2 separate regions of the Homo sapiens genome follow, and region 2 is linked to region 1. A link is an interaction called in ENCODE POLR2A ChIA-PET data of the cell type or tissue named here. Cell type or tissue: MCF 10A. All regions are shown on one strand. Region 1 overlaps SLC38A1 (solute carrier family 38 member 1). Region 2 overlaps SLC38A2 (solute carrier family 38 member 2).

Region 1 (5,000 bases):
CTCTCCTCTGGAGAGCGTTTAAAATAACCATGCTTGGATCCTGTCCTATACCAATTAAGTCAGAGACTGTTGTGTGTGTAGTGTCCCCTTATCACTTTTATTTTTTTAAAGCTCCCCAGTTTGTTCCAATGTCCTGTTAGAACTGAGGCCTATTGGCCTACAAAGGCAACTATTCAAGAGATTTGTCTACAAGTCCACCTTCTTATCTTTGGAAGTGATTCATTAAGAAATAGTGTATAGAATCATTAATTCAGAGAACTGGGAGAGGTCTTTGAGAGAGCAGCCATTAATCCAATCTTCTTATTTTAAGGTGAGGAGACAGAGACCCAGAGAGGAGAAAGGAATTGTTCTGAGACTGTAACCATCATCTGGTATTGAATTATATAGTGTCTTTTATTACATTTTCTCTTTTCAAATAAAAGTCTATTTTTAAGATTTCTTTTTATAAATGATCCTCTTTATATGCAGCACTTTGTGATGCTTTAAAGTTCTTATTATTTCTGTTTTTCCTTGAGTATTTTGTTAGGAGTCATAACTTAGCTAGGGCTTAAAAACAAACACACAAAACTGTATCCATCTTTTTTAGTACAATAGCAATCCTTGATCAGAAATATCTTTAGAACAAAAAACATATATGCAAATAAAGAGATTTTTCTCAAGGGCTGAAATATTCCAGGCTGTTTTCAACTGCATGAGTTTTTAGTAATTATTTAAATCCATTAATTTTCAATTGACAAGAAATATTTTTAATTTTGTTGGTATTCACACTACTCATATACACTCACTGTTCTAATTAATTAAGATTCAATTCTTTTGGTGTTTTTTTTTTAAATGTAATATACAGTCTGTCCTCCTATATCCAGTTATAGGTTGACTTCATTAACTTTAGAGTTTATTTTTTCTGTCTTGAATAAATTGGAATTGTTTCAAAATTTCTGATATAGATAGGTTAGTTACCAACATCATAAGCTGGTCATGTTGATAACAGACATTTAAAAGATCATATGGGAACTTGAAGACAAGAGGAATTATGGAACGATTAAGAGCAGGTTTTGGGATCCTGTTAAGATAGGATGCACTGGGCAATTTGTCCAAGGAAGTTAGCGGTTCATCTCCATGCCCCACAAAGAGGGGGTCCATACTCATCCCCTGTGAGCTTCTGTAACACAGGGCTTCTTGCCCTTCACACTACTGGCATTTGGGGCCAGACAGCTCTTTGTTGTGTGTGGCTGTCCTGTGCATTGTATGATGTTTACCAGCATCCCTGGTCTTTCTCAACTAGATGCCTGCAGCACCCCCTCACTTACTGCAACCCAAAATGTCTCCAGGCATTGCCAAATACCTCCTGGGGGCAGGGAGAGGGACACAATTGTCCCCAGTTGAGAACCACTTCTTTAATACAACTCCTTCTCTGGACTTTTAGAAATCATGCCAAGAATTCTTAAACATTCCAAGCATAGTGGCTGGGACAGTAATGATAAATACCTTCCGTTTATATAGTTCTTTACAATACTAAATGCATTTTTACATAAATCCCACACGCCCAGATCAAATGTAAAGGAGATCAGGTGGTAAACTTAATGAAAACTATGAGGTAGGGCTATCCACATTGCTTCATGTTCCCATTTTTGTTTTGTTTTCCATGGGAAGATGGTGTTTGTGATGCTCACTGAATATATTGTCTGCAGGCAGGTGATCATAGCTTTCTTTTTAAATTTAGTCCTCATTTTTATTGTTAACATGTGTTTACTGTCACCATATACTAGACCTTTGAGATGTATGGTCCTTGTCCCCAAGGAATTGAAATTGTAAATAAAAAGATTACTGAAATATGAGCCCCCTTGCTATAAGCCAGTGAGTAATCTACACGAAACTGCTGTAAGAATTCATCACAGGTAAACAGTCAAGCAGGTTCTCAACTGGAACAATTATGTCCCTCTCCCTGCCCCCAGGAGGTATTTGGCAATGCCTGCGTTGGTCATTGGAGAAAGGCATCACAGAAGAGTTGGCTTGAATTTTTTAAAAAAGCAAGCAAGCTGGGCTTTGAAAGAAAGGTCATACTTAAGTTAGCATAGGCTTCATGGGAAGGTGGAGAGGGTGTGTCCAGGATCAGGGGGATGGTGTGAACAAAGCAGAAAACTGCATAAGAGTAGACCCATTGCAGGAATGGAAAATTAGAAGGAATATAGTGGGAGCATAAATTAAAGAGAAAGCTGTCTGAGGTTCTAGAGATTAGACCTCATCCTGTAGAGGGAACAGTTATGATTGGCAAGGCAGAAAGAGGAATGTGCAAGACTGTCTTTTCAGGAAGAATCTGCCTCTATAGGTGGGAGAGGGCAAGAAGCAGGAGGTAGCGTGGCGGAGAGTGACTGTGGCAAAGTTCAGGCTGTGAAACTGTAAGGAATAAGGGAAAGGAAAAGGATTTTGTGAAGGAATGTTGGCAGGACTTGGCAACTGATTAGATATGAGGTTGTATGAAAGCCATACTCAAGTTTCAAGTCTGAGTGACAAGGAGAAGGTGCATTATATCTTTAACAGAAATAGAATGCTGGCATGTGAGGTCAGGTGATGCGTTCTGCTTCAGGCATGTGGAATCTGAGGTAATGATAAACATCCTAATGGAGCAGTCCAGAAGGCAGCAGGAGTCTGAAAAGAATTTATGGAAATGTTTCTGAGAAGGAAAGAACCTGAGAGATAACCTCTCTTTCATGCCCTCTCATTTTACAGATGAAGAAACATGTGACATGTTAAGTGGCATGATCATGATCAAGTTGTATTTATGAGGGAGATCCTATTTCATAACGCAAAGGAATTCTAGTTTTATAAAGTGAAAAAGACTGGGAAGAAAGATCTGAAAGATGCCTTTGTAGAATGAAACTTGACACTACAGCCCTGAAGCCCTAAAAAGGAAAGAATTTGGAATATGTGGAGCAAGAAGAGTCGAGGCCCAAAGAGCTACTTCTACACAGAAAGTTGGGAGGAGGAGGGATCTGGCAGAGGAGACCAAGAAGGTCTTGGGAGGATGCAGTGTGGAGTTATTTGGGAGAAGTCAGAAAACAGGAACAATGGTCACAATAATTTACAAAACCCGGGCCAGACGCTGTTCTAAGTGCTGCACATGGACCAAGTCATGGAATCTTTATGACTGTATCAGATGGGTATTGCTTTAAGTCCATTTTACAGATGAGGAAACTAAGGCAAAGAGAAGTTAACCTTCTTTCCTGGGGCTACACAGCTTCTAAGTGGTGGAGCCAGAATTTCCTAATCAGGCATGATTTCAGGGGAGTGGTGGCAGGAGCAAGTAGTTTAGAGACTGCTAGCAGTAAAGAGAGGGGTGTGATGATAGTTCAAGGTTCTAGACAGAGTTATGTTCCAGATAAAGAGCTCTGAGGATGATGGATGTCAAGAAGGGAAGGCAGAGAGAGGAAGTAGAGAAACAAGGTCCTAGCAGAAGAGCCAGGACCTTAAGCACAGGTTAAACCATTAGTCTTGGGCAAGAAGAGAGTAAAACCACTTATTTTTCTGAGACCACTTACTAGCTTCCCAGGTTTTTCACTACCAAAGGCCATTTTTATTATTCCCCACCTTCCAAAAGCCCCAGATTTTCAAAGATTTTGATGATCGGCTTTAATTTTTTATTTTAATTAAAGTATAAATTATATGCAATGCAGTGTCCAGATATTAAGTATACTATTTAATGAGTTTTGAGTGTTGACTTTAATATATTAATTCATTTCCCATTTTTATTACTCAAAGGTATATAAAATTGCCAATCAAATTTAGGATTATCACATCAAGTTAATGAAGCCTTGCTAACAGTATGGATACCTCACCATTTAGTTAACCTGTTTAGCCTGTTTGAGGCCTTTTGAAATATAGATCCATGTTAGTTCTTAGATCCTTATCACTATCATCTATGAACCCTGAGGATCCAAGAACCCCAAGTGGGTAAACAGACACAGTCAGTTATGGGACTAGCTGGCCCGGAATTATAGAACCATTGTTGACCTTAGGCTTAACACTTTCTCCGCTTTAAAAATTATATGTATTTAAGGTGTGCAACGTGATGTTTTGGTATACATATGCGTGGTAAAATGGTTACTAGAGTCAAGAAAATTAATATATCCATCATCTCACGTGGTCACTTCTTTTTTGTGGCAAGAGCACCTAGAATCCACTCTTTTAGCAAAAATCCCATATATATAATACAATATTACAGGTTGAGCATCCCTAATCCAAAAATCCAAAACCCTGGCTGGGCACAGTGGCTCACGCCTGTAATCCCAGCACTTTGGGAGGTTGAGTTAGGTGGATCATCTAAGGTTAGGAGTTCAAGACCAGCCTGGCCAACATAGTGAAACCCCATCTCCACTGAAAATATAAAAATTAGCTGGGCATGGTGGCATGTGCCTGTAATTCCAGGTACTCGGGAGGCCGAAGCAGGAGATTCTCTTGAATCTGGGAGGCGGAGGTTGCAGTGAGCAGAGATCTCATCACTACACTCCAGCCTGGGTGACAGAGTGAGATTTCATCTCAATAAATAAATAAATAAACACATTTTAAAAAGTCCAAAACCCACAAAAGTCCAAAACTTAAAACTCTGAGCACTGACACGATGCCCAAGTAGAACATTTTACATCTAACCTCCTGTGATAGGTCACAGTCAAAATGCAGTGAAAACTTTGTCTTATGCACAAAATTATTTAAAATATTATGTAAAATTGCCTTTAGGGTATGTTTGTAAGGTGTATATGAAACAAATGAATTTCAAGTTTGCACTTGGGTCTCGTCCCCAGGATATCTCATAATATGTATGCAAATATTCCAAAATCCAAAAAATCAAAAATCTGAACTACTTCTGTCAGAGGCATGTGAACCAGAGCAACTCCATCTTAAATAGGAGCTGAGTAAAATGAGGCTGAGAGCCACTGAGCTGCGTTTCCAGATGGTTAAAGCATTCTAAGTCACAGAATGAGATAAGAGGTTAGCACAAAGTACAG
Region 2 (5,000 bases), 97 kb before region 1:
TTTTACTTTTAAGAAATTGCTTTTTTGAACTTTATTCAGAAGCAGTTATCAATAAATTCCATAAAATAATGTCATTGGTATTTAAAAATGAATATTAATATAATGAAATGGTTTGCCTTTTTGTAGGCATAATAAGCCAAATACTTTTTTACCCAAAATAATTTTTAGAGAAAATGATGTAATGAAAAATTGTACCATGAATTAGGAGCATAGTTTTTTCCATTTAAACGTCACCATTACTTAAAAGATGATTGATTATTGCTATACCAAATCAGATGAACTCTGTTCATCACTTTTCTTCTCTGTCCCCAAACAATTTGGTTCATTCAGACTGAAATGTTTGTGTCTTCAACTTATTAGAATGGAAGATAATGCAGATATTTCTGTGGGAAATAAAATAACTAATTTTGAGGTACCAAATAGTGCAATTGGGTAAAACAGGGTTTATTCAGTTGCATCTGTCTCCAGTGTTGTATTGACAGCTCTGGGTCTTTTTTTGGGCCAGCCCTTTTTTGACATTGCTTCCAGCAGTGGAAAATGGGCATTTGATGGCAATAGGCCAAAATTATTGTGTCCAGAGAGTACACTTTTTCAAAATGCTCACCTACTGGAAGTGTGAATTACTTGACAATGTATGGCTTAGTTGTGTTCATGTTTTGTCTACAGTAGAGGTCTAATCCACAGGTTACACCTATGTTTGATATGATATAAGTTCTCTTTGCGTAGGCCACTGGGTTTCTCATGCAGTAAGCTTTATAAAAACTCATTTGCACTGGACTGTCATCTCATTCTTGTACAACGTAGAATTACTTGTTTACATCCAACAAATGGTTAGCTAGGGAAAACAGTGCAAACTGAGTGTTAGTAGTCATTTTGGTCCAACTGCATGTCAACCCTTCCATTTCAATCCCAGTTAGAAATGAAAATAATTACTTTGAAACTTGGCTTTAAGAGCACATTTATCGTACGTCACAGTGTATGGTGAATATATTATTAAATAATGTGGTACTTCGCTCATCAGGCATAATGTCTAAAATCTAATATACATAATTCCATTAAGTGGTTGAAGGAAGCAAATAATGGAATTGTCAATTGGTCATCTGGCTGTAAGGTTTGCCCTTGAACTAAAAATGTTGTTTGGGGCAAGGGCCAGAAATGTGGAGACATGGTTTTTGTTACGCATTCTTGTATTATATGTGACTAAATTTACAAACAAGATACATGTGTAATTAAAGACCCTTATGGAACTGGAAGACGTCTTGTAGTGCTACATTGGGTGAAACCGTTGGTCCATTTTTGTCTGTTTCTATGAAGATAAAATAATTGGGGGCCATCTAGAAATAGAAAGGCAGTGGGAAGACAGATTCTACGGCACTGCTTTCATTTAATTGGGCTTTAGGCACTCCATTCGAATGCAGAACCTCACCTCTAGTTGAGACCAAGAATTGGCAAATTTGCATGAGCTCCTGGAAAGAGTTGCTGACTTTGTATCTAAGACCTGCCAGGGAATACCAAGAGTTGTTTCTACAGACTTTTTTTTTTTTTTTTGTATGGGAGAAGATACTGTGGCAACCAGGAAGGAATGGAAAAAAAATTCTTTTCTCTACAGCAAATTAATGTGAGGAAGCTCCTCCAATCCTCTGGCTATTTAAGGTTCAAAATCAAGTGCCTAGGGAAAATTCCAATGGATGATTTTCTGGGAGCTATCTTGTCTACCTTGAGGTTCCTGAACAATGAATTCCCATTAATGAGCAGTCTTCAGTATTAAAACCACTGTCTTGTCACCTCATTTTGCATTACTGTCTTCCGTGGATGTTTCAGTTACAACTGTAATGTTATTTATAGAACAACATTAATCCATTAAAGCTAACCTATTTTTCAATATTTATGATAATCTATGTACATATATTGTCTGTCCATATGTATTTGTAAATAGGTTGTATATAATGTCAGGTTTGGGTCTTGGGTTCAAGTGTATATATTCCTGTAAGTTTCTTAACTGCATTTTGATGAATTCACATTATGTAACTATAAGAATTGTCCCAAAAGTACCTGTACAGAAAATTGAATATTGAAAAATTGACAAATTGTGTACAAACACTAAAAAAAACTTGTTTAAATTGTATTTGCAATAAACAACATCAAATTTTTTCATGAAATCTTGGTACAAATTCAGATCTCTTATTTAAAATTTAAATAAGGAATACATTTTCAAAATGCAGTAATCAAAATGTGATCTAGTGTAATGAAATAAAATGTGATCTAGTGTAATGGAAGACCTTTGAGAACCTGGGTGTATTAACTTTGTGTATATAGTGTAAATATCCCCACTGTACTGTTAGAGGCCAACAATTCTAGTATGGCTTGTTGGCAAAGAGTGCTACACCGTTTCAATGAAACAATGTATGTTTGTTTTAACTGAACTAAAATAAATACATGCTTAATCCTGAGTAGCAGTGTTTTTTGTTTTGTTTTGTTTTGTTTTTTTCAGGTAATGGGATAGGCAGTGTCTAATGCAAATTGCATTGTAACTGCAGTACCTAGCACCTAGTAGGTGTCCATATGTTTGTGATGAATGGTCAGGAAAAAAAGTTTAGGTTCCCAGAGATTCTAAGTTTCCAAAGTGAGAAGGAATGGAAAGTCTTGGAGAGTTGGGGGAAGATGCTAAAATGCATCATAAGAGCCCAGGCTCAGCCCTGCTGATGGAAATAAATAGGTCAATAATGTATCAGAATCAACTGGAGAGCCTTTTAAAACCACAGCTTTCTGAAACGTGCCTAGTTTGTCTGATTGCAAAGGTCCAGCTGTAGGGTAGCCCAGGATCTGGTTTTTTACTTAAGAAGGCCACTCGGGTGATAATGATGCACAAACTCCAGGAGCAATCAAGTGGCCTGGAAAGAAGTTGGGATATGTTCAGTTTGGTGAAAAAGTCACAGGAAAAGAGGAATTAATGGACAAGCTGGTGCGTGTAACAGCATGGTTTTACTTGAGCAACAGTGGAAGTGGGAAGGTTACTAAGATACACAGGCTAGTTTAGGTATGGCCTACTGATAAGTCCGAAAAGCTTGAGGCTTGTGAAATGAAATAACCAGAGCTGAAACAGAAAAGACCACACCTTGGGATAGTCAAGTATGCCTGATGGTAGTTCCAAAGTCAGGAAACGTCTCCAAGAAACTTAATATGCAGTTACTAATGATGGTCAAATGAGAAGGATTAGGAAAGGCAGCAGAATTTGCAACAAATCAATTGAAGAATGACTTGTGGAATTTTCAAGTATTCATAGGCAAGCTCTAACTGAACACCTACCATATGCAACTAACATGCTCATTGGAAAGAGGGTAGGGTTATGTGTCAGACGAGTTCTAACAAAATCCATACACTTTCAAATGTGCTATTTTTTAGAAAAAAATGATACCAGCTGGTCGTGGTGACATACCTGTAGTCCTAGCTACTCCAGAGGCTTAGGCAATAGCAGTACTTGAGCCCAGGAGCTTGAGACTAATCTGGACAGCATAGTGAAACCCTTTGTCTCAAATAAATAAAATACAAAAAATTACCAAAGTGAACCAGAATGCAAATTTATTTATCTACAATTAGAAATATACTGGGTGAAGCCAGGCGTGGTGGCTCATGCCTCTAATCCCAGCACTTTAGGAGGCCAAGGAGGGTGGATTGCTGAAGCCCAGGAGTTCAAGATCAGCCTGGGCAACATGGTGAAACCCCATCTCTACAAAAAAATACAAAAATCAGCCAGGTGGTGTGCACCTGTAGTCCCTGCCACTTGGAAGCCCAGGGAGGTCAAGGCTGCAGTGAGCCGTGATCATGCCACTGCACTCTAGCCTGGGTGACAGAGTGAGACCCTGTTAAAAAAAAAAAAAAAAAAAATTGGGAGTGAAGGAAGGCAGGAAGGGAGTGAGAAAGGAAAGAAATTGGGTTGACATGTCCACTGAATATAAAAATACGGTACTCTAACCAGGGAGCTAGCTATTCCAGAGAGATTTCCATTAAGCTTAAGGAATATTCTAGGAACATTTCTAAATAAAGAACCAGAGCTGTTTGTCTTGACGTAGAAATTTAGAAATACACCTGGACATTTGGCTTAGTCAAATTTCTGATAACAAAAAAATCCGTTTAAATTAGTTTAAGCAAGAATGGCAGATGGAGAGAACTCCTTAAAAGATTGGGATGCCTCAGAGAATTAAAAGATAAACAGCTTCCAAAAATCAAAAACTGTCTTTGTTTTAGAGACCTCAATGACAGAAATGTGTGAAATTTCACTATAGAACTATGCAACTAGATTCTGAGCTTCTTGTTTTCAGTTCAATTTCTCAATACAAATCGGCCAGTAATGGGTCAAGATTCCACCCTAATCTCAAATGTAGTTTGGTGGGCAGGGTAACACAGTACAAATAGCTGCCAGGACCTACCCATATGGTGGGCAGAATAGTTTTCAGAGGAGAGGTACAATGGTCATGCACTAGAAATAGGCTAGAAAACTGGGACCAACTGTCCTGTTTTAACACTGAAAGTCCTGCATCCTGGAAACCACAGTCCCAGGCAAACTGGGAATGGTTGGTAACCCTAGCTAAGAAGGCAACCCCCAAAATGTTTAATGAAACAGTCCAGAGATATTGATACATTTATTTTCTTTGGATTTCTTTTCTCTAGGCTTCCATGCAGGACACTAACCTTCTTTTATGACTTTGCCCCAATTCAATGGTTGATTGCTTCCTCAAATCACATTTTTTCTGACTTCCCCACCACAACAGCTATAAGCTTCATAGGAACAGACATCTATCTTTTAATCAATTTATCCCCAACACAGCCGAGCGCGGTAGCTCATGCCTCTAATCCCAGCACTTTGGGAGGCTGAGGTGGGCAGATCAAGAGGTTAGGAGATTGAGACCATCCTGGCTAACACAGTGAAACCCCCTCTCTACTAAAAATACAAAAAATTAGCCGGGCGTGGTGGCGGGCACCTGTAGTCCTAGCTACTCGGG

The links. ChIA-PET counts read pairs that join two places held together with the same protein. Peaks named below come from ENCODE experiments on the same cell type or tissue, not always from the same donor. Only the 100,000 strongest peaks of a DNase experiment are listed, where the experiment ranks them.
Region 2: POLR2A ChIA-PET joins it to region 1 with 22 read pairs; 15 of 35 experiments call an interaction of 5 or more read pairs at or near these places.

What each region holds. Positions count from the first base shown.
Region 1 is chr12:46,258,207-46,263,206 of GRCh38, reverse strand. The region is part of intron 1 of SLC38A1 (solute carrier family 38 member 1); the gene reads left to right. Among named protein-coding and RNA genes, the nearest start is that of SLC38A1, 8.3 kb to the left of the region's middle. In MCF 10A, no CTCF peak of the experiment used is centred here; a DNase peak (open chromatin) is centred at 1,946.
Region 2 is chr12:46,355,638-46,360,637 of GRCh38, reverse strand. SLC38A2 (solute carrier family 38 member 2) reads left to right here. Exons shown (of 16, transcript NM_018976.5): 16 at 1-2,450. Among named protein-coding and RNA genes, the nearest start is that of SLC38A2, 15 kb to the left of the region's middle. In MCF 10A, no CTCF peak of the experiment used is centred here; a DNase peak (open chromatin) is centred at 3,017.